3 separate regions of the Homo sapiens genome follow, and all the other regions are linked to region 1. Evidence: read pairs that join two places in POLR2A ChIA-PET (ENCODE). Cell type or tissue: GM12878. All regions are shown on one strand.

Region 1 (8,000 bases):
AGAATTTCATCACTTCTAAGATGCCAAAGGGTAGAATGTGCAACCTTATTTTTTGTGCCCACCCAGAAAGAAAACAGAATACTGCCAATTAATCCACAACACACCATCAATTACATAAACCAAAACACAGCCAGTTTCTGAGATATTAAAATGTAAAAGAAGGAGTGTCTTAGAATTAATGAAATATGGACTTTCCCTTTTGCAGATGAGGAAATTTCTGCTGTGTTAAAGACTAGGCTGCTGACGGAGATTAGACCACCACTCAAAGTCGCACCTTCTAACTTCAACCCAATGGACTCCACCCAACCAGACCTAGTGATTTTGAAGTTGATCTTGGAAGCAAGAGAGAAGGCTCCCACTGTGTATTCTTGAAACTACCACTTTAGAAGAAATGATTTATCACTGATAGATGGCAGCCACGATGGTGGCATTTTAACAAGAAACAACAAACTAGTTTCAGAGGGAAATATGAATGACCACTTGCTTCCTGTCATCATGATATACTGCATTAATACAATATAGGTACAGATCTTGTCATTGGGCATATTTTGTGTCTAATTAATATGTTTACATATATATAACTTTTGATTATTTCTCTGACTTGGCTTCTCTGCTGGGTTTGCAGTCATGAGAGATGAATGGCTGGTAAGTTGACAGCAGAAGAAATAGACCTTTCGATACTTTAATAATGCAGAACAGTCAATTCTAGTTAGCAAGACTGTACAATATAGGTATAGTCAATTGGTCAACCCTTATTATTTGCAGATTCCATAGTTGTGAATTTGCCTCCTTGATAAAATTGAATTGTAACCCCAAACTCAATGCTCATGGTGCTTTTGTGGTTATTTGTGGGCATGCTCAAAGCAGCGAAACTTTAAGTCATGGGATGCACGTGTTCCCAGCTGAGGTCCAACAGTGACGCTCTGGCTTCTTGTGTCAGCTTTCATACTATCAGCAAGTGTTCTCTTTGCAGACTACTTAGTGCCCCGTTTTTCCTCATTTTTGTGCTCTTCATTGGTGATTTTGCTGTAAAAATGGCCCCGAAGCATAATGCTGAAGTGCTGCCAAATGTTCCTAAGCTCCAGAAAACTGTGATGTACCTTACAGAGGAAGTATCTATGTTAGAGAAGCATCATTCAGGCATGAGTTATAGCGCTGTTGGCCATGAGCTCAAAATTGGTGTATTAAATAAGGTGCCCCAGTCAGAATGGCTATTACTAAAAAGCCAAAAACAACAGATGTTAGCAAAGTTGCAGAGAAAAGGGGACACTTATACACTATTGGTGGGAAGGCAAATTAGTTCAGCCACTGTGGAAAGCAGTTTGGAGATTTCTCAGAGAACTTGAAACAGAACTAACATTTGACCCAGCAATTCCATTACAGATATATATCCAAAAGAAAACAAACTGTTCTACCAAAAAGACACATACTTGCATGTTCACTGCTGCACTATTCACAATAACAAAGACATGGAACCAACCTAGGTGCCAATCAATGGTGATTGGATAAAGAAAATATGGTACATATACACCATGAAGTACTATGCATCCATGAAAAAGAACAAAATCATGTCCTTTGCAGCAACATGCATGCAGCTGGAGGCCATTCTTCTCATTGAATTATCACAGGAACAGAAAACCAAATACTGCATGTTCTCACTTGTAAGTGGGAGCTAAACATTGGGTGCTCATGGACATAAAGATGGCAACAATAGGCACTGGGTACTACTACAGCAGGGAGGAGTGAGTGGGGGTAAGGATTGAAAAACTATTGGGTGCTATGCTCAGTACCTGGGTGACAGGATCATTTGTACCCCAAACCTAAAAAAAAATTCTTCCTTATATTTATTTAAAATCTGCTTCCTAATAAATTTTCTTTAATTAAAAATGTTAATATCCCAGAAAAAATAAGGCATCTTGAAACAGAAACGTACATTAAACAAGGTTATTTATTGATTGGCTGATGAAAATGGTGCAAACAAAGGCTCACAGGAACCCAACTTCATTCTTGCTAAGTAGAATGGACTGTTTTGGGGTCCTAAAGTATCAAAAGGGCTGTTTCTTCTGTCGCCCACTTACCAGCTGTTCATATCTCATGACTGCAAACACAGTGGAGAAGCCAAGTCAGAGGCATAATCAAGAGTTATTTAGGTCAGGTGTAGTGGCTCATGCCTGTAATCCCAGCACTTTGGGAGGCCGAGGCGGGTGGATCACTTGACGTCAGGGATTTGAGACCTGCCTGAGCAACATGGTGAAACCCTGTCTCTACTAAAAATAAAAAAAATTAGCCAGGCATGTTGGCGCATGCCTATAATCCCAGCTACTTGGGAGGCTGAGGCACAAAAATTGCTTGAACCCAGAGGCAGAGGTTGCAGTGAGCTGAGACTGCACCACTGAACAGCACTCCAGCCTGGGCAACAGAGTGAGACTCTGTCTCAAAAAAAAATAAAAATAAAAAAGAATTATTTATATACATATACCAAGTAGACAAAAGTATGCCTGATGATCTGGAAGGAAACAGAAAAATAGAATGACAGTGGTGGTGGGAGTATAGGTTTTTAACATTCTTTTGTTCCCATTTCCAATTGTTGGCATTTCTTTGTAGATTTACGTATTAAAAACAAGAACGACTGTCAGGAAGGCGAGGAAGCACTGCCTAACAGAGCATGGCAGTGGTGGAAAAGCAGACCAGGGAGCCCACAAGGAGACAATGATAGAGAAGTCTTTCTTTGGGAGAGCATCCTTAGCTGTGGAACAGGCCGAGATGCTTACAGAGGAAGGATGGACCTCTGTATAAGCTCTGTAGCCTTCTCAGTAAAAAGTAAACAGAAAAAAATGGGGGGAGAGAAGGAATGAAGAAAGTGAGTCTATGGCCTTAGTGCTTCTCTGCTTAGGATAGAGCACTGGCAAGCATATGAAAACACATACATTTCATTGCTAAAAATAAAGAATCAAAAGTGCTTTTGTTTAAGCCTTGATGTGATATTAGCAATAAAGAGCCACCAGTTGCAGGAGAACCACAATACATCCATAACCCCCAAAATATATTAGTTTAGGGGAATTGTTGTCAACAGTAGGAACAATTAAGACTGTGTTGTTATAGAAATACTGTGCCTAGCTGGTTTGCAAAAGAAAACTGCCTCTGATGACTTAGGTCTGGAGGGCCTTTGAAGGCAGTTTCTTTCCTGTGACCAGTAACTGATTTTTCACAAAATTGTGCATTGACTATTTCTCACAAGAGGTTTTGAAAATGAAGCTGGGTTTCAGGTTCGACTCACATGAGCTACTTTTATTTGGACAGTCTTTGTTTTTCTCAGTCTCGTCGGCAGTCCTTCCGGGGCCTTCCTCAATCCCTGGCCGGGGCTGAGGCCTGGCCGTTGTTTGGGATGAAAAGGTATTGGAAGGCTGGCTGCTAATTGGAGCTTGCACCTGCAGACCCCAGCCTTGGAGGCGACTCGGCACAGGCTACTGCTCTATGTGTGTATGCTTGTGTGTGTGCATTTTATTTCCTCAATGAACACTGGAATGTGGCATGGTTTTTTGGCCTGGGTATGCTGGAGGAGATCCAAGCTGCTTGGCCACTTTCTCTGTTCTGGGGAAGGGCGGGGTGGGGGGGCACCTCCTTTACTCTCTAAGAAGGAGGGATTTCTAGCTATGCAAATATATCCAGTGCATTCTGATCTAATCTCTTCTGGCCCCAAGAGGGGACTTACCCAGATAAGAGGCGCTCTTCAGAGAAAGTGAGAGGGTGCCACAGCAGGGCTTTCACCCACCAATAAGCTGATGAATTTTTAATGAGTTTCTCACACTTCACTCTAGTAACATTATCCAGGCAGTGCTGAAGAGGAATGGCTACAACCTCTGTGCTCAGCCAAAGACGAGAGAAATGGACAAAATACCCAGGTGGACCTAACGACCATGCCTCTGTTTCTCCCCACCCCACAATACCCAGGGGTTCAACCTAATGCACATATTTAATTTTGTGCATCTGATCAATTTTGGCATACATATATGCCCATGAAATCATCACTGCAATCAAGGAACAAATTCATTTTCTTTCTCTTTGTAATCTCTCCCTCTCACTCCCCATTCACCAGGTCCCCAGGCAAGTATTGATCTGCTTTCTATAACTAGACTGCTTGCACATTCCAGAACTCCATATAAATGAAATCAAACATTGTGTATTCTTTTTGGTGTCTGGCTTACTTCACTTGGTATGATAATTTCAGGATTTATTCATATTGTAGGTATCAACAGTTCATTCCTTTTTTTCTGCTTAGTATTGCATTGTGTGGACACAGCACAGTCTGTTTATTCATTCACCTGTTGATGGGCATTTGGGTTGTTTCCAGTCTGAGGCTATTACCAAGAAACCTGCCATGAAACCAAGACAGGAGGATTGCTTGAGGCCAGGAGTTAGAGACCAGTCTGGGCAACATAGTGGAGAACTCATCTCTACAAAAAATAAAAACATCAGCCAGGTTTGGTGGTACACGCCTGTGATCCCAGCTACTTGGGAGGCTAAGATGGGAGGATTGCTTGAGCTCAAAAGGTTGAGGCTGCAGTGAGCCATGATCACATTACTGCACTCCAGCCTGGGCAATGCAGAGCAAAATCCTATCTTAAAAAAAAAAAAAAAAAAAAAAGGTCAAAGCAGGCCCAGACCATTTCCACTTTTTGAAGTTCTTGGGATATTAAAAATGAAAGAAGGAATCCCAAAATAGACCTATAAAATATGCTATATTTAAAATGTATACATGCTTTTGAACATATTAAAAATTCAACATGTAGGTAACACTGGAAATGATATCAGGATTTTGAATTTGAAGCTCAATGTGGGGCCTAGGACAAAGGGTCTCCTGGCCATTGACCACTTTGTGATGGGTCCTGAGGGGCCAGCACCAGCTAGGGGCCCTTCCCACATACCCTGTACACTCTAAAGTCATATGTGGCACGGTTATTCTTTATATGCTTGGGGTCAAATCAATGCTACAGAGATAGCTCTGGAAAGAAAGAGCATTTTCTGGGTGTACACAGATTTTCTGCCAGAACTGGGAAGGCCAATCACAAACACTGGCCTTTTGGAGAGATCCCTTGCTCTACTCACCAAAATCAGCAAGCCTGCGGGGTCTGAGGTTTCCTTTGGGTTGACTATAGTCTTGGATGTCTCTGCTTACTTTGAGATCAGAATGGTGCCATGACCATGAGAGGGGTCGCTCCACTTGAAGAATCCCCAGATCCCTCCCAGCCATGGCATGGAAGCTCCCACCCTCTGAGGACCGTTATGGTCGCCTGGGTGTAACTTTAGTCTCCTTTTGCCTTTGGGTGTGTCTAGTGTAATGGTTCTCTGTGTGGGGTGATTTTGCCCTCCAGAGGCCACTTAACATTGACTGGAGACATTTTTGGTTGTTACAACTTGGGGAGTGCTATGGGCATTTAATAGGTTGAGCCTAGGGTGTTGCTGAACATTCTACAATGCACAAGGCAGCTGCCCACAATAAAGAATTATTCAGTCCCAAATGCTAGTATTGTTGAGTCAAGAAATCTTGGTCTTTTTTTTTTCTTTTTTAAGACAGGATCTTGCTCTGTTGCCCAAGCTGGAGTGCAATGGCACGATCATGGCTCACTGCAGCCTCAAATTCCCAGGCTCAAGCAATCTTCCCACCTCAGTCTCCTGGGCAGCTGGGACCACAGACGCATGCCACCATGCCAGCTAATTTTTAAGTTTTTTGTAGAGACAGGGTCTCCCTCTGTTGCCCAGGCTGATCTCAAACTCCCGGGCTCAAGTGATCCTCCCACCTTGGCCTTCCAAAGTGCTGGGATTACAGGGCTGAGACACCATCCCGGTCAAGAAACCTTGGTCTTTATGATCTAATCAGGTGTCAAGCAGAGTGGACAGAGGGTGGCTGATGTAGTCTGAGAAAGGGGTTCTTTGTTCATTAATCCAAGAAGGCTGTGATATAGACACAGAGATAGGGTAACAAAATTCAGGGGACTGAAGAACTAGCTGCCCAAGACCTCTCGCCCTCTCTCTTCCCTTTCTCCTCATTTTCCTTCTCCCTCCTGTTGAGAGCTTTGGAGTGTAACAGACCTGTTTTCAAACCCAGGTCCTGCTGCCTGGTAACCTTGGGCAGCTTGCTAAAGCTCTTTGAACCTCAGTTTCTTCACCTGAAACATGGAAATAACAATAGGACTTTTCAGAATTATGAAAATTAAACAAGAGAAGTCAAACCATGTAAAAAGTTTGTTGGGGCCTAGCACATGGGAAGAATTCAGTAAGTGACAGTGATTATTATTATTTCATGAATGGAGCATGACCTGACACAAAGCACCTTGCCAGCTGTGTTCTCTAGCCACTCAGCCACAGTTGGTGTACATTTTTATTAGTCTACAAAATTATTTACTCTAAAAGTCTTATTAATAATAATCCCTGCTCCTCAAAAGCAAAACCCCGTGGGTAGACTGCACTTACTATGTTTTGTACTTCATTCTAGTGATAAAAAAAAGTAAATGGAGGTCAGGAACGGTGGCTCATGTCTGTAATCCATCCTAGCACTTTGGGATGGGGAGGTGAGTGAATCACTTGAGGCCAGGAGTTTGAGACCAGCCTGGCCAGCATGATGAAACTCTGTCTCTACTAAAAATACAAAAATTAGATGGTTATGGTGGCATGCTCCTGTAGCCCTAGCTACTTGGGAGGCTGAGGCACGAAAATCGCTTGAACCCAGGAGGTGGAGGGTTGCAGTGAGCCGAGATCACGCCACTGCACTCCAGCCTGGGCAACAGAGTGAGAGTCTATCTCAAAACAAAACGAACAAACAAAAACAAAACAAACAAAACCCCAAAACAAGAAATAAATGTAAAGTGACTTAAGCTAGACTGATGTATTATATATTGAAGTATTTATGTACCTGTGTTGACATATGCTATATGTTAGTTTGCAGTCCATGATAAGAAATTTACACAATGAAGTTTATCAGAAAACACACCACTAGCTGGGACTCTCATAGCAAATACCTGGGAACTCATAGGCTGTCCTATTCCAGGAGGGAGCGGGATTCCATGTCAGGTGACTTGGATAGTGTCCCAGGTTGGGTAGGTTACCCCAGCACCAGCAGGGCCTCCTTGCCAGATGGCCAGGCAGAGACTGGGAGGTTCCTGCTGGAGGGAGCTCAGAGTATATCTGGAAGGTCGTTATTACCAACCCAGAGAACCAGTTTGGTGAGGTTGGCTCAAAGGGCATATTTAGTCAGAGTAAGGGAGAGATGTGGTAACAGGGAGGAGGAAGTCTGGGTAAGGATTACAAGTAGCACAGTCAAAATGCGCTTCTCAGTTTTCAACAGAGTGAGGGAGAAGTAGTACCTTAGCCCCAGCCCTGAGACCTAACTCCTCAATTCTTGCCAACAGCAGGAGAGTGAGCCCAGGAAATCTCCAGACAGCCAAAAGATGATCCAGGTGATAAGGGCACAGCCAGGCAGTGTCCACGCCAAAAAAGAACAGAAAGTTTGGCTTAACTCTATTTTTGCCTGTGTTTTTCTCCTGGGGCAGGAGTGTAACCTAAAAACACTCCGGGATACACGGTGGCCCTTACACAAATTAAGAATCCAGAGGAAGGGCTCCTTTGGCAAGGGAACTCTCGGGAGGCTGGAGCCATGACAGAGCTCCCCAGGAACATTCTAGAAGACAGGCTAGATTTCCTGGCCTTTGGTCACCAGCCTGGAGTTTGGCAGAGCCCTCTTGTGCAGAGGGTGAATGAAGATATTTGGTCATTGCCTTCCCTGCTGTGGGCTGTTCTCAGCATTAAGTTGTCAGTGTGCACTACCATTGGGGTTACCCAATGGGGTCTATTCCAGAAAAGGGAAGGTGGATTTGCCTACTCAAGCCCAAAGAGCAAGGGCCACTGAAATTGCCTTCTGAGTAATAGGATTGGCAGACATTGAGGCACGTTGCAAAGAACTGTTAATTATAATCTTTACTTTCTCTCTAACCAGCTCAGAAAAG
Region 2 (8,000 bases), 210 kb before region 1:
TATGTATACACATATCACACATGTAGAACTATTACTCTCCCCCCAAAAATACATATATGTGAATTAAACTACCTTTTACTTTGTTTCTTAGATTAAATGAAATTAATTTACTAAGATTAATCTTACATAATATTTATGCATCTGTTTAATTAACTGTGCTCTAATTTTAGGTCCTTTCTGAAAGATCTGCTACTGAAGTAGACAACAATTTTAGCAAACCACCTCCGTTTTTCCCTCCAGGAGCTCCTCCCACTCACCTTCCACCTCCTCCATTTCTTCCACCTCCTCCGACTGTCAGCACTGCTCCACCTCTGATTCCACCACCGGGTAAATAGTAAATAAGACATTTGACTTTGAAAGAAAAATAGCTTGCGAGTGTTTTTTAAAATTTTTGACAATTAAAATAATATCTTGATCACATTTCATTAAAAGTAATAGATATAATATCTTCAACAGATTCACACTGAAACAGATATATATATGTTTATTGCTATTTCAATATAGGAAAGAGACAATGTTCTAAAATTAAGAAGAATATACAGATACCAATCTTGTGATTCAAAAATATGATAATGATCCCCAAACTTAAGTTGCTAATAGAATATGTATAAATCCATACTCAGTTACAAACTTTACCAGTGTTAATTTGTTTTGAAAAAAACATTAAAAGATACTTTCAGGATGGGAGTAGATCAAAAAATTATATCTTGCGAAGAGATTGATTAATATTTCAGTCTGGTCTTCTTCTGTATACCGGTTTCCTTTTAGGAGACTGCTACTGGGTGCCTGGTATTTATTTCTTTTAAACAAAAGTAAATGTTGATCATATTTTTAGCTACTTTTGATTACAATTAAAAACCAGGTTAGTGGTGATAGAGAAGAAACTCACAAATAATTCCCAAATTTTATTTTTATTTGAATTTTTCATCGGGTTGCCTTTCTTACTTTGTTTTTAACCTTTATCTGCCTTAACCAAGTTTTTATGAAACTAGCAAGATTGATTGAGATAATAATTACTTCTTCCCAGGGAGAAAGCTAGTAGTAAATGATGAAAAAATAGCTGCTTGTCCTCATCAGGGCAACATGAAAGACGTATGTTAGGCTTTACTTCCTATTAATCAAATCAGTTTATACTAGAGAGCCATGTACTCTCACTCACTTTTATTTGCAAGAGAGCTGTCTTTGTTTTAAGGTGCCAGTTGTGATCCGAGTACAGAACCAAATCCAGGGTCTGAATAGTCCTTCCCTAACATATTCATCCTTGGCCTCTAAATGTCAGCCACTGCTTCTGTCTTTCATCTTCAGTGCCTTTGATTTCCTTCCACTGTCACCTCTACTCTCAAAAAGTATGAGAAAAATATGAAAAAATGACTTGTGGCTTTAGAGGGTCTGTTGTCTCAACAATAGTGGAAGGAAGAGGTTGGAATATAGGTTAGAGGTCCTTATTCCAGACAACATTAGTATTTCTAATTTCAGTGAATTTCTAGTTCCAACAAATAGATTGAGCAGAAACGACTCATTAGTTGGGATTGACTTGTGGTTCTTGTGTCTTTAATATGCTGAGTATTAACCAAATGAAAGAGGACTTAGGTGATTCAAAATGAGGACTTCTGTGATTTCTATGTGAATCCTTTGTCCTCTGAAAAAGAATTAGATAAATAAAAGGTAGAAATAATTAATGTTTCAACATATTTGATTAATGATACTAAAAAAATTATTAATGTTTGTGGTACTCTGTTGGATTCCTTTGTAATATTACTTAAACTTTACTAGGTAGTGATTTGAAATAATTTTCTTTTTTTAATTCTTAAAACTTTTTAAAAATTTTATTTTTGACAGTAATACTTGTATATGTTTATGGGGTACAATGTGATGTTTTGATTATGTCTACATTGTAGTAAATCAAGTTAATATATTCATCACCTCACATACTTAACATTTTTTTGTGGAGAGAACATTCTGAAATCTCCTAGCAGTTTTGAAATATACGGTTATTAATTATAGTCACCATGCTGTACAGTAGAGCTCCAAAACTTGTTTTTCTCATTTTACTGAAACTTTTGTATCCTTTGAAAATCATCTCCCCTACCTCACCCGTGGCCCCCAGCCTCTGGTAACCACCATTTTACTCTCTGCTTCTATGAGTTGGATCATATAAGCGAGATTGTGCAGTAATTGTCTTTCTGTGCCTGGCTTATTTCACTTAGCACAGTGTCCTCCAGGTTCATGCATGTTGTCACAAATGACAGAATGAAAGGATTTCCTTATTTACAAATATAGTATATCCCCAGATGGCTAACATTTTGTATGTTCAGTACTAATTATTAAAGTAAGTAGGACAGAGTTGGTATGAATTAATGACAACAAATACTTAGCTGGTATAAGAATATTCGAAACTCCGTAGAATATTGCTACAGAGGTAATTGCTACACATAGGCAGTAGCATTATCTGGAAGTTTACTTTTTTTCAAAATGATAAAATTACTTTTTTTTTTTTTTTTTTTTTTTTGGAGACAGGGTCTCACTCTTTCGCCCAGGCTGGAGTGCAGTGGTGCGGTCTCAGCTCACTGCATCCTCCACCTCCCAGGCTCAAGCGATCCTCCTGCCTCAGAGTAGCTGGTACTACAGGCGTGTGCCACCATACCCGGCATTTTTGTATTTTTTGTAGAGATGGTGTTTCGCCATGTCCAGGCTGGTCTTGAACTCCTGACCTCAAGCAATCTGCCCTCCTCGGCCTCCCAAAGTACTGGCATTACAGGCATGAACCACTACCCCTGACCATTTCTTTTTCATGTAACCTTTGTTCATAAGTATAACAAATCTTTGAAGAGTGTTTAGGTTATTAATGACATTATACTATAGAGTGCAGCTAATTATTTTTCTGTTGCTTAATCTATTTTTCTACTTAATTCTCAGCTACATGCTTTCCATATTTTAAAATCGAGATTTCCTTTTATGTTTATTCTTGGTTTACATTTCTATGCTCTTCTGTCAACATTTAATGAGTGCAGATTCAAATGAATTCTAATGCTGGTTTAAGCAGTACCTAACTGGTATATGTGCTGAGCAGGATACCAGTTCATTAAAACCAAATATTTGAAGTTGAGACTCTCTGAATTGCTCCTTACTTTTAGTAGAATGTGAGCTGTTGGGGAGCGTACAGGCTATGTATTTCTATCTATGTTTCCCTACAGTTTTAGTCAAGTGGTCTTGTACGTACTTGGCATTCCCTAATGTGTTTGCTAATTGAGTTAACGACATATTTATGTATCCATAACACCAAAGATGATTTTCGGATTTATACCTGGTACATTCAATCAGGATGGGCACTGGCTCTGAATAACAGTACGGCTGCATAGATATATGCCAGCTGCCATGCTTAAAGCTGTGGTTTTCAGTTACCCTTTACCACAGAACCACATGATTACACTATGTTCCGTAGTTTGTTGTAATTTAAATCACCTTAAGAATCATAAGCAGCTAATGAAAGAAAGCTATGATTCAGGATTCTTTTTAAAGTATTGCCTTAAAAGATATTCCATTTTTCTTAGATAAACTGTCTTGTTTTTTGCTTTCTTCAAAAATAATCAAAAGAAAATGGAAAAACATTTTTTTAAAGAATTAATTTAAATGTATTTTAATGTTGCCTTTTTAACATTAGACTTCTAATGTTTTTAAAAGTAAAGTCCAAAATATGATGAGATAAGTATAGTAATGATATTTTATTCTCATATTTTAGGATGCTACTAGATTTTTGTTTTGTTTTGTTTTGTTTTCAAATAAATAGGGTGACCATACATCCAGATTTGCCTGGAAGAGTCCTACTTTATACCTTCTATCCCAGCATAATTATTATTCATTCTTAGAAAGAAATTCCCTGGTTTAGATGATACAATTTCTGATTGACTCTTGGAAATTTACAGAGGTCTTATTGCATAAGTAGATAAGTTACTGTTTAACAATTATAAGGTGTTAGAGATAACTCTCATTTGAAGGACTTTTAATGTCAAATAGTTCACAGAAGAGGAGAAATGTATTGCCTCCTCTCACCCTTAAACACACACCTGCAAACGTATATGAAACTTTGCTAGTAACACAGAGAGGACAAAGTATTTCTGGCCATAATAGATTTGTATGAAGAGTAGAGGAGATTTATGTATTAGAATACAACAAAGAAGGAAGAGATGTCTGGAAGTGCAAAAGCATTTATCGTGGTTCCCTGCAGCCATACTAACAGTAGCTTGAAAACAAATACTGGGCCAGGCATGGTGGCTCATACCTGTAATTTCAGCATTTTGGGAGGCTGAGGCAGGAAGATCACCTGAGGTCAGAAGTTCAAGATCAGCCTGGCCAACATGGTGAAACTCCATCTTTACTAAAAATATGAAAAAATTAGCTGGGTGTGGTGGCATACACCTGTAGTCCTGGCTACTTAGGAGGCTGAGGCAGGAGAATCACTTGAACCCAGGAGACAGAGGTTGCAGTGAGCCGAGATCACACCATTGCACTCCAGCCTGGGCGACAAGAGCAAAACTCCATCTCAAAAAAAAAAAAAAAAAAAAAAAAAAGAAAGAAAACAAATACTGGCTAATTTAGTTCTTCTATAATATCCAGAAAATCTGTTATTTCATTTTCTCGTGAATCAGAAAATAGTTTCCATTGTATTAAGTTTTTTCAGAAATACATTACAGTGGTTTCATGCTTTTTCTGAGTAATAATAGATATAATAGCTAATACTTATTGAATGCTCACTTTTCAGGGTACTATTCTGAGTACATTCCATGTGTTAACTCATTTGATTCTTGAACAATATCTGAAGTAGATGATATTCTAATTTTGCACTGAGGAAGCGGGGACCTAAGTCATCTGAGTAATAGCTAGAAAATAGTAAAACCAGAATTCTAACCCAGGCAGTTTTGCTTGAAAGCCTGTTTTCTTTATTAACTATGTTGAAATGAATCAGTACCTATATCCAGAAAATCGTATTATTGGATTACGTGTATTTGTCACAGTCCTAGAAACTTTTTTTTTTAAAGCATTTCTCTGATGTTGAAGTACATGCATACGTATTTGTGGGTAGGGAAGTTAGGGAGATTATAAGGAACAGTCATCACATTTTTGAAAATCTGAATAAGGTTTTTACTGTTTGCCTGGCTTGTGTTAAGAAGTCTGTGTTTAGCTGAAGTCAGTTTTGAAATATTTGTTTATTGGAAGAAAAACTGTAAAACTGGAAGTATTAATGTTATAGGGTAGGTGATTTTGTGTGTTTGTTTATTGTGGTAAAATACAATCTATTTGTCATTTTAGCCATTTATAAATATGTAGTTCATTGGCATTAAATACATTCACAATGTTATGTAACCATCACCATGAGCTGTACCTAAAACTTTTTCATCATCTCCAGTGAAAACTCTGTGCCCACTAAACTCCTTCCCTCCTAAGGATAGCCCCTGTAACCTCTATTCTACTTTTTGTCTCTATGAGTTTCCTTATTCTAGGTACCTCATATAAGTGGAATCATGCATTTGTCTATCTGTGTCTGACTTACTTTGTTTCTAAAATAATAGAATTTAATTAATGATTGTGAGCTAACTTTATGGTAGGCTTTAATTTAGGCTTTTAAATGTTAATTTACTTCAGTGTCATCATATTTGATGTTCATTTTTTTTTTTGTAGTGGAGTTTACTGTAGAATAGAAGGTAAATTCAGTTAAACTCATTTGTTTTTGTATGAACTCTTATCAGCCTCAAATGACTAGTTCTGTGGGTCTTGGGAACAATTGAAATGTAGCCCAGTAGTGGAATTCTGCTGAGTTGAAGAAGGGTCTTTGCTTTACTGAGATATAGCCCAACTACTGTGGACCACAAACCAGGATCCCTGCTTTTAAAGTTAGCTATAGGGTTTAACTGTTTATCTAGATACCAGATGTGTAGGATTCTGCATTTTAGAAAGAAGTAGATTTCTTCCTAAAAGACTGTTGTCTTGTATCAGTGTCTGGCTAATCATCTAGTACTACTAATTTCATGAACTTTAAAATCTTATTTATTCCTTAAATATGTTAATTTCGGGTTAGGGATGATATATAGGAATCGGGTCAGGGGGTGGGGGCGGGTGGCGAGTTGCTCATATCTAGGGTCATTCTGCATTTCCTCTAAGTCCTGCATTCTCATTAGATTATTTTTCTGTTAGCAGTCTGGTTCTTTAGCACAGCAGTTCTCAAAACTTTTTGGTTACGTCTTCTTTAAACTCTTTAAAATTACTGCAGATCCCATAGAGCTTCTACTTATGTATGTTTTATCTGTTTTTTAATATTAGAAGTTAAAACTGAGAAATTAAAATATTAGAGATATGTATAATACACTCATTACATGTTAACATTTTTAAATTTCTTATGAAAAATAACTGTACTTTTCCTAGAATAATTTTAAAAATTTAGTGGGAAGTGGTCTTATTTTATGCTTTTGGAAATCTCTTTACTATGTGGCTTAGTAGAAAAAGCTGGTTTCTCCTGTTTGTTTTCACATTAAATCTATTGTGATATCACGAGTTATGTGGCCCCTGGAAACTACACTGTAAGAGAATGAGCATGAAAAAGGCAAATAACATCTTAGTAAATTTTTTTTTTTTTTTTTGAGATGAAGTTTTGTTCTTGTTGCCCAGGCTGGAGTACAGTGGCACTATCTCAGCTCACTGCAACCTCTGCCTCCCAGGTTCAAGCGATTCTCCTGCCTCAGCCTCCCGAGCAGCTGGGATTACCAGCATGTACTGCCACACCTGGCTAATTTTGTAATTTTAGAGATGGGGTTTCTCCATGTTGGTCAGGCTGGTCTTGAACTCCTGACCTCAAGTGATCCACCCACCTCGGCTTCCCAAAGTGCTGGGATTACAGGCGTGAGCCGCTGCGCCTGGCCACAGCTTAGTAAATTTATGAAAGTAGTTTTGACCTGGCAGATTCAGTAGGGTCTCAGGGACCTCCGGGAATTCCTGGACAGAACGTTGAGAACACTGCTTTGGCAGAAGCTTGGCCTGTATTGGATGAATATTATCAGTGCCCTTGAGGAAGTACACTTTTATCCCTTTAATTGAGAAACTAGTTTATGACTATAATGTTTATTAAGCTAATTTTATAATACCATGAATTTTTGGTCTTACTCAACAGATTACCTCAAATTAACTGGCACTGTTTGCCAGAAATGTAAGCATTTTCCAGAGTTACCATTAAAAAAGAACTCAAAGTTTTTGAAAACTGTATTTATTCTTGTGTTTTTCTATATTCAATTTAAAAAGCCTGCCTATCAGTGTTTTCATTAAATTCAAAACAGAGAGCAATGCTAATTATCTATAATAAATAGAATTTTCTGGCACAATTAAAATTTATTTAAATGTAAATTTAATAGAGATTAAAAGCTTTCTTAGGATGTTGATTTTTGAATGTGCTTTCTCCTCCAGGATGCACCCTTTATAATAGTTACATTTTGAATACATCATTGACACCACATTTTGTTGAATCTAATTACAGTTTAATTTGTGCCTTCTGCTTACACTGCTCTTTTGATCGTCTCATGATTATATGGAAGCTGGTAGAGATCATTTCTTTACAAGTTCTCTATTAAAAAACATAGGTATTTCTATCAAAAATGTTTTGTGTAAGATAGAAGTTTATCTTCTGTAGGCTTTAGATTTTATAAAATAGAAGAGTAACAGATCCTAATAAAGGTAACATAGTTTGTCCATTTTATAGTGTATGTAAAATTACCTTTTTTACCTTTTAGACATGAAGTATGCTGGTAAATTTTTGGTTACTTTGTTGTGTGACCGTACCACTTTTTAACCCTTTTTTCTTTTCTTAAAAATAACTTAAAACTTTTTTTGCACCTTGTAATTGTTTTAATTATGAAATAATGGTTTTGCCATATTCTTTCTACATTCTGGTTTGTATTTAAGGGTGGATGGTAGATGAGATGATACACGTGTGTGTGCGTATGTTTTTGTTTGTGTTG
Region 3 (8,000 bases), 330 kb before region 1:
AAAGACACATGCACATGTATGTTTATTGTGGCATTATTCACAATAGCAAAGACTTGGAACCAACCCAAATGTCCAGCAATGATAGACTGGATTAAGAAAATGTGGCACATATACACCATGGAATACTATGCAGCCATAAAAAAGGATGAGTTCATGTCCTTTGTAGGGACATGGATGAAGCTGGAAACCATCATTCTCAGCAAACTATCGCAAGGACAAAAAACCAAACACCGCATGTTCTCACTCATAGGTGAGAATTGAACAATGAGAACACATGGACACAGGAAGGGGAACATCACACACTGGGGACTGTTGTCGGGTGGGGGGAGGGGGGAGGGATAGCATTAGGAGATATATCTAATGCTAAATGACGAGTTAATGGGTGCAGCACACCAACTTGGCACATGTATATATATGTAACAAACCTGCACGTTGTGCACATGTACCCTAAAACTTAAATAATAATAAAAAAAAAAAGAAAAGAAAATTCTTTTCTTTAAGTATGTTAAATATTGGCCCCTACTCTCTTCTGGCTTGTAGGGATACTGCCAAGAGATCCACTGTTAGTCTGATGGGTTTCCCTTTGTGGGTAACCCAACCTTTCTCTCTGCCTGCCCTTAACATTTTTTCCTTCATTTCAACCTTGGTGAATCTGACGTTTATGTGTCTTGGGGTTGCTCTTCTCAAGGAGTATCTTCGTGGTGTTCTCTGTATTTCCGGAATTTGAACGTTGGCCTGTCTTGCTAGGTTGGGGAAATTCTCCTGGATAATATCCTGAAGAGTGTTTTCCAACTTGGTTCCATTCTCCCCATCACTTTGAGGTACACCAATCAACTGTAGGTTTGCTCTTTTTGTATAGTGCCACATTTCTTGGAGGCTTTGTTTCTTTTCATTCTCTTTTCTCTAATCTTGTCTTCTTGCTTTATTTCATTCAGTTCATCTTCAATCTCTGATATCCTTTCTTCTGCTTGATCGATTCAGCTATTGATACTTGTGTATGCTTCATGAAGTTCTCGTGCTGTGTGTTTTAGCTCCATGAGGTCATTTATGTTCTTCTCTAAACTGGTTATTCTAGTTCGCTATTCGTCTAACCTTTTGTCAAGGTTCTTAGCTTTCTTGCATTGAGTTAGAACATGCTCCTTTAGTTCGGAGGAGTTTGTTATTACCCACCTTCTGAAGCCTACTTCTGTCAATTTGTCAAACTCATTCTCCATCCAGTTTTGTTCCCTTGCTAGCGAGGATTTGTGATCCTTTGGAGGAGAAGAGATGTTCTCATTTTTGGAATTTTCAGGCTTTTTGTGCTGGTTTCTCCCCATCTTCATGATTTTATCTACCTTTGGTCTTTGAAGTTGGTGACCTTCGGCTGGGGTCTCTGAGTCCTTTTTGTTGATGTTGATACTATTCCTTTCTGTTAGTTTTCCTTCTAACAGTTAGGACTCTCTGCTGCAGGTCTGCTTAAAGTCCATCCATGTTGTGGCAAATGGATATCCTTTTTAAAGGCTGAATAATATTTCATTATATATTAACCCATTATATACATATGTATTTTTTAAATTTTTTTATTTTTTCAAAAAATCATTGCCAACGCCAGTGTCAGAGAGCCTTTTCCCTATGTTCTCTTCTAAGAGTGTTATGGTTTCACATCTTACATTTAGGTCTTTTATCCATTTTGAGTTTATTTTTGTATATAGTGTAACATAAGGGTTCAATTTCATTCTTTGTATGTGGACATCCAATTTTCCCAGCAGCATTTATTGAGACTATTCTTTCCCATTGTGTCATCTTGATGCCCTTGTCAAATATTTCGTGTACAGGATCTATTACATAATAAGCACACATACTAATTATCTTTTAAATACAAAGTACCAGCTGTTTTGTATGAAGTCAGACATTAGACATGTGCAAAGATGTAAAATAATGCCACTCTTTTCACTACCTTATTTTGTTTTAGAAAATATAGTTATTTTTTGTAAAAATGTCACTTTTGTTAACATATAATGGGTTTATTATTATCTCAATATGAATTAATAAATATTTTAAAATACTCCTTGCTTTCTTTTCTAACACGTTGTTTTGTATCTATCCAGCTATCCATTCACCTATCCCACATGTATCAATAGATGTAATCCACATAAACAAAAATTATTGAGGAACTCTTTAGGTTTTTAAGACTGTAAACAGGTTCTAAGACCAAGAAGTTTGAGAACTTATGTTCTAAATCAGTGTCACTCTTGGATTCCACAGGAGAGTGATAGAAAAGCAATCCATTAAATAAATATGTAACAAATACCAACTGACACTGTTAATTCAAGAATTTATTTATTAATTCCGTAAACATTTCTTGGGTATACAGTAAGTTCAAGTTCCTATGTTAGGTGCAAAGAATACTAAGAAGCATAGGTAAGAGTTCTCAGCCCCAACTACTCTGAGTCTGGTGGTAATTGCTGTAATACAATAATAGTACAAACAAAGAGATGAGAGCTATGATAGAGAAAATGTTGGGAGAGAACTGGAAAGCCCAGGATACTGAACCATAGGAAATGGGGTTTTATGTTTTTTATTTATTTTGGAGTGGAGTGTAGAAGTAGAATAAGGCTCTAACATTGGTGGCAGTCATTAAGTAGCATCTATGTGCAAGGCACAACAGGAGATACAAAGATATCTACAACCTTCTAGGAAACTAGAAGTAACAGAAGGCATAAAACAATTATCAGAAAGAGGGAGAGATCAGAAGAGCAGAGTGACATGAAGACAAAGGGAAAAGAACCCAACAAAGAAGACGTGATCAGATGCTAGAGAGACATCAAAAGGAATAATACGTATCAGAAAGGAAATTTGTAAATAGAAATAATAATTATTAATTATTAATTCAATGAAAACTATTTCTGCCTCTTTCTATTGAAAATAGAAATACTCATTGTCTCTCTGTTACTCACCCATACTCATCAGGCAATCCATTCATTCAAACTACAAGCACTAAGCCACCCACTGTGTACCAAGCCAATGGCCAATGAAGGACATGACATGTACACTATCTAGCAAGGTTTTTGATCCACACACACTTAACTATATCACATCATTGTAAGTGCTAAAAAGGCATCCATAAAAAGAGCTGTGTGTCCTTAGAAGCCAGAGCAATTTATTCAGCCTGTTGAGGGAGTGAAAAGCAGGGAATCAGATGTGGTTCCACAGAGAAAGTGACATCTGTATTTAATCATGAAGAATCAGATGGGTTTTGACAGGAAAGATGTGCATTTTTGTGTGCAAATGAGTGTATTGGAAGATGAGTGGTTATATTAGTCAAGGTCTTGGCAGGAAAAAGATGGCACGCCAACTGCATCCTGGCAGGAAGAAGCCAGGCAAACAATATCCTAACTATACTTTCCTCTCACCCTCTAAATCTCCTGCCTATGCCTCTCATAGGCCAAACTCAAATGAGAAGCAAAGCCTGGAAAAGGCAGTCCACGAAGGTCAGTCTCCAGAGGCACAGATATAGAGGGGCGGAGAGTGATCTGGAGGAACAACCAAATGAAAGTATTTCAGACAGACAACAAAGTCCTGGATCTGCAAAAGTTCATGTAGGGAAATAGGTAATAGAGAGGGAAAGCAATGAGAATAGGTAGGTGAAGCATAAGGCTAGAAGGCAGAACCATCTTTATAAATAGCATGCTTAGACATTTGGATACTATCCTGAGGGACCCACCAAAGGGTTTTAAGCGGGGGCATGGCATAATCATATCTGAGCTTGTAGCTCTGTAGACACTACCTCCCCCAATCCCTAGTTGTTTGACTCCTCTCTCTAAAGAGGCCTGATAATAGAAGTCAGACAGATCCAGCTTTGTATCCTTGCTTACTTGCTATGTAACCCATCAGTGAGGACCCAGTCAGAAGACATTAAACACACCAGTGACATGAACAGAGAAAACTTAACATACAGAATTGTTAAGTGGGTAATTGAAAGGATAAAAAGAGAACTCCAAGGTACCAGGGAGGTAGCTCCCACCACCAGTGTGGAGGAAACAGAAGCAAGAGATTGAAATTATTAAAACTTACAAATGTAGGGACTTAAATGCAAACCTCTGACAATGGAGCACTACTTGGCTGGGGTGGTACCTCTGAGGAGAGGGTGCCCTGAAGCTAGTTTTCCAGGTGTTAGAAGAACTGCACACTGGATTCAGCTGCTACCACAGGAAAAACTTGCCACTGCTGTGGTGAAGGAGTATACTGTTGGCAAGATACTCACAAGCAGAAGGAAAGTCCACAGAAAGCAGAAACGAAGGAGAAGGCTGCTTCTTACCCTCTAGCCTTGAGGTTTCCCTCTAGTTCCCCTTATTAGCATAGCCTGACAGGGATCCAGCTGGGCAAGCTGAAGTGTGGTCTGAAAGTCCCAGCCCCAGCATCACGAAGTGGGAGTTTAGATCTGAGAGACAAGAACTTAACAATTGGCACAGTAATCCTGGAAAAGAAACCTCAGCTTTGTGGTCTCAGTTTTCCTTGCCTGTGAAATGGGACTTTTAAAAAATTACCAAATTTATACTATTGGGAGCATTAAATGAAACAAACTATGCAAAACTTCTTTTATAGTACCTGAAACAAAGTAGCTATTCAATAAAAGTTAATTCCCTTCCCCATTCCCCAAATTGTGGTATCAACTAATATATAAAAACAAAGATGTGTGTGAGTCAATAATCAGTATATGTCTCTTATGAGGCAGCCAGATGTTCTCATCCTTTATAAATGACCATATATCACATGGTATGTTAGTCTTACTAGGTTTTAACTTTTCCTTTTTGCAAAGTTGGGCAGTCTCCCCATCTCCCCATCCATTTCTCACTCTTTCTCCTCCCATCCCTCTCTCTCTCTCTTTCTCTCTCTCTTATACACACATAACAAAGAGATTTGCATGCACACATGCTCCTCTTAATCTCAGAGAAAATTTTTCCCGTGAAGGCAAAAATATAAATGTGATCAAAAACACAGCTATTACTCAGCCAGAACTGGATGAATTCACATATCAAAAACAGGAAGTAGAACACTCTCAATGCTGTTTTTAAAAAACACGTATCAAACAAAATTTTAAAGTATTTTGATGTATTGCTGTTTTTCAAAGCCAATACTGCTAAATGTTGAAATTCAGAAATGAAAGTAAGTGTGGCATTGGTGGAAAACAAAAATCACAAATCTTATCTGGGGCTTTATTAAGAGAAGCACAAGCCGGGAACGATGGCTCACGCCTGTAATCCCAACACTTTGGAAGGCCGAGGCGGGCGGATCACAAGGTCATGAGTTTGAGACCAGCCTGGCCAACATGGTGAAACCCTGTCTCTACTAGATAAAAATAAAAAAATTAGCCGGGCATGGTGGCATGGGCCTGTAATCCCAGCTACTCGGAAGGCTGAGGCAGGAGAATCGCTTGAACCCAGGCGGCGGAGGTTGCAGTGAGCCGAGATCACGCCACTGCACTCCAGCCTGGGCGACAGAGCAAGACTTCGTCTCAAAAAAAAAAAAAGAGAAGCACAGTACAGTACAGTGTTCAAAATAGGGGAAAAACAAGACAACATCTTTGTTCAGTTCTGGAATTCACATTTTAGGAGGAATGTTAACAAACTAGAGCTCTGCCAGTGACTTAAAACTAGAAGTAAAAAGTAGGAAAGGCTTGTCTTTTCCCAAATGGTTGAAAGAACTCATCGTATTTAATTAGGAAAAGAGAGAATGGTGGTGAGTTTATAGGGCTGACACTAAGATGTCCCAGAACTAGGAGAGCAAATTAAGAAGTATCACCTTGTAGTGGATCAGATTATCATCTAGAAATGTAACTCCAGAGATTTTTTCCATAAAAGTGTGACCACAGAGGATTAGGAATCCCAAATACAGTCAAGGGGATGTTGGCGGTGCAGGGAGGAGGAGTCAGGAGGAATGAACAGAGTCAGGAAAGAGGCAATGCAATGGAATTATAACCAGGCTGAACATGGAAAAACTATTTAGAATTCTGCTTAAAAAAAGACAGGGTTATCAGAAGGGAGATATTTAGCATAAAGCCTAGAAAAAGATGAGTGAAGTGGAAAGAATGAATTAGTACATTTCCGAGAAAGAAAGGAGAAATAATCTAACTTGATCTGTTTGCTTTGCATTCACTCTCATCAAATAACCTTATAATTTAGTTTCCCGTGCAGATGTTCCCATAGGCAGAGACTGTAACTATAGCTTACTCATTCCAGTTTGCTTGATAGTCATAACTTCCCTCTGCTCAGAGCTTTTATTCTCCTTCAAAAGTCCAGAAAATAGCTATTTCCCCTATTTTATGGACAAAGAAATTGAAGTTTGGCTAATAAGTGGCAGAACTGTGATTCACCCTCAGATATAATTGACTTTATACTCCATCACAATCAGAAGAGGCTAAAGTCACAGAAAACACAGAGAGACATATAAGAAAGTGGCAAAGTCTAGTAGTGAATGCTGCAAAGAGGTCGAGAAGGATGGTGACTGGCAAAAATGTCCTTATATTTAGTGGTCTGGGAGGCTTTCCAGTAAAAAAGTGTCATGAGCCAGACTGCACTACATTAGTAAGAAAATAATAAAGAAACAGAGGCATCAAGCATAGAACACTCTTTCAAGAACTCTGGCTACAAAGAAAAGACAGTATCATAAAGATATCTGTTTTACTTTGGCTCTAATATAATAGAATAGTTCTGTCACCCATTAAACACTGGGGAATATGTCCACTTTGTAGAGAACTATAGGACAGATATGTGAAGTTCCTCAACCACAATCATATTCCAGTGAAAGATTCTCTGTAAAATGTATCAGCGTTTGAGATGGGCATCATCTACTCATTTCTTCTGTGAGTGGCCATTTTAGACTTAAACAAATGGATTTCTAATGGTCTATTTGTTTTGTTACTTTCAGAATACATTTTTCATTATGAAAGCCAGTGGGAAAAATACAACTGCATTTCAGTGTTTTCAAAGTCACTTTTCTGGAACATATCTATTTAGTTAACTGACAATTTAATAACAAGCTCTCAGAAGGATGACATGTTTATATGTGCAATAATAAAATGAATTTTTCTCTGTCTTTTAGCAATTAAACATTTTTCCTTTAAGTAGATGATGTTTATTTCTCTTGGTGCTCATAACGTTTTAACATGAATTTACCTTGTACTGAGAAATTTTATATTTAAGATATGAGGTTTCAATCATGGGATCCCTCCCCATAAATTTAAATACAAGGGAATCGTGAGTCTATAATTAAAATCTGTTTAACATCTCAAAAATACTAGAAGCCTTTATCACAGTCAGAAAAATTTATACTTCAGTAGAAACTATAGCAAGGATGGGAGAATTGTGCATAGTTTAAAATATATGTTATAGTTTTAAATGCTATATGATAAGCTATATGATAGACAGTTTTCAAAAATCAATGTTTTATTATGTTTACAAGTTCCAGTTCTCTTCCTTACTGTTCATAGTTATGAATCTGTTTATATATGAAAATGAGACCCAAGAAATTCCGGCTAGTGATATGAAGCAAAAATGGGCAGCCATACTGTGTTATCTGTTACTAAAGAGTAGTGGGCACATGGTTGGAGTATGCTTTGAATCAATCTTTTTGGTCCTTCTTACAACAGAAGTTTGCTAACAATCCTCTGTTTTTTTCCTTCTTTCTTCCTCCCACTCTCACCCCAGCCCCTATCTAGAGTTGTGGAATAAAGCAAACAATTCTATCTTAAAAAAAATTTTTTTTTTTGATTGACAGAAAACTCAAACATTTAAATGTGAATTGCTTATGGGATTACCTGTCCTTTTTAAAAATTTGTGGCTCTGCTTATTTTTCAAAGATACGGCCCTTTAGAAAAGTAGTTTGTTGCTCTTTTAAGAGTCCTGAATCGAGCAATAGAAACTGATTTATGCTCTGTGATAGTATCATAATGTTGTATCACTGAAACACAATATAAATTAACCTTAGCATGAAGACCCTTTGTGCATTCCTACTTTCCTTGA

What was found. ChIA-PET counts read pairs that join two places held together with the same protein. Peaks named below come from ENCODE experiments on the same cell type or tissue, not always from the same donor. Only the 100,000 strongest peaks of a DNase experiment are listed, where the experiment ranks them.
Region 2: POLR2A ChIA-PET joins it to region 1 with 9 read pairs; 3 of 35 experiments call an interaction of 5 or more read pairs at or near these places.
Region 3: POLR2A ChIA-PET joins it to region 1 with 5 read pairs; 2 of 35 experiments call an interaction of 5 or more read pairs at or near these places.

Annotation. Positions count from the first base shown.
Region 1 is chr4:53,637,601-53,645,600 of GRCh38, forward strand. It overlaps a transcript of LNX1 not described here. Among named protein-coding and RNA genes, the nearest start is that of LNX1-AS2, 49 kb to the left of the region's middle. In GM12878, no CTCF peak of the experiment used is centred here; DNase peaks (open chromatin) are centred at 3,111, 3,731 and 7,253; H3K27ac peaks cover 1,358 bases.
Region 2 is chr4:53,427,857-53,435,856 of GRCh38, forward strand. FIP1L1 (factor interacting with PAPOLA and CPSF1) reads left to right here. Exons shown (of 18, transcript NM_030917.4): 13 at 171-327. Among named protein-coding and RNA genes, the nearest start is that of FIP1L1, 54 kb to the left of the region's middle. In GM12878, no CTCF peak of the experiment used is centred here; a DNase peak (open chromatin) is centred at 4,912.
Region 3 is chr4:53,303,637-53,311,636 of GRCh38, forward strand. All of the region lies in intron 3 of SCFD2 (sec1 family domain containing 2), which reads right to left. Among named protein-coding and RNA genes, the nearest start is that of SCFD2, 58 kb to the right of the region's middle. In GM12878, no CTCF peak of the experiment used is centred here; a DNase peak (open chromatin) is centred at 4,325; H3K27ac peaks cover 2,051 bases.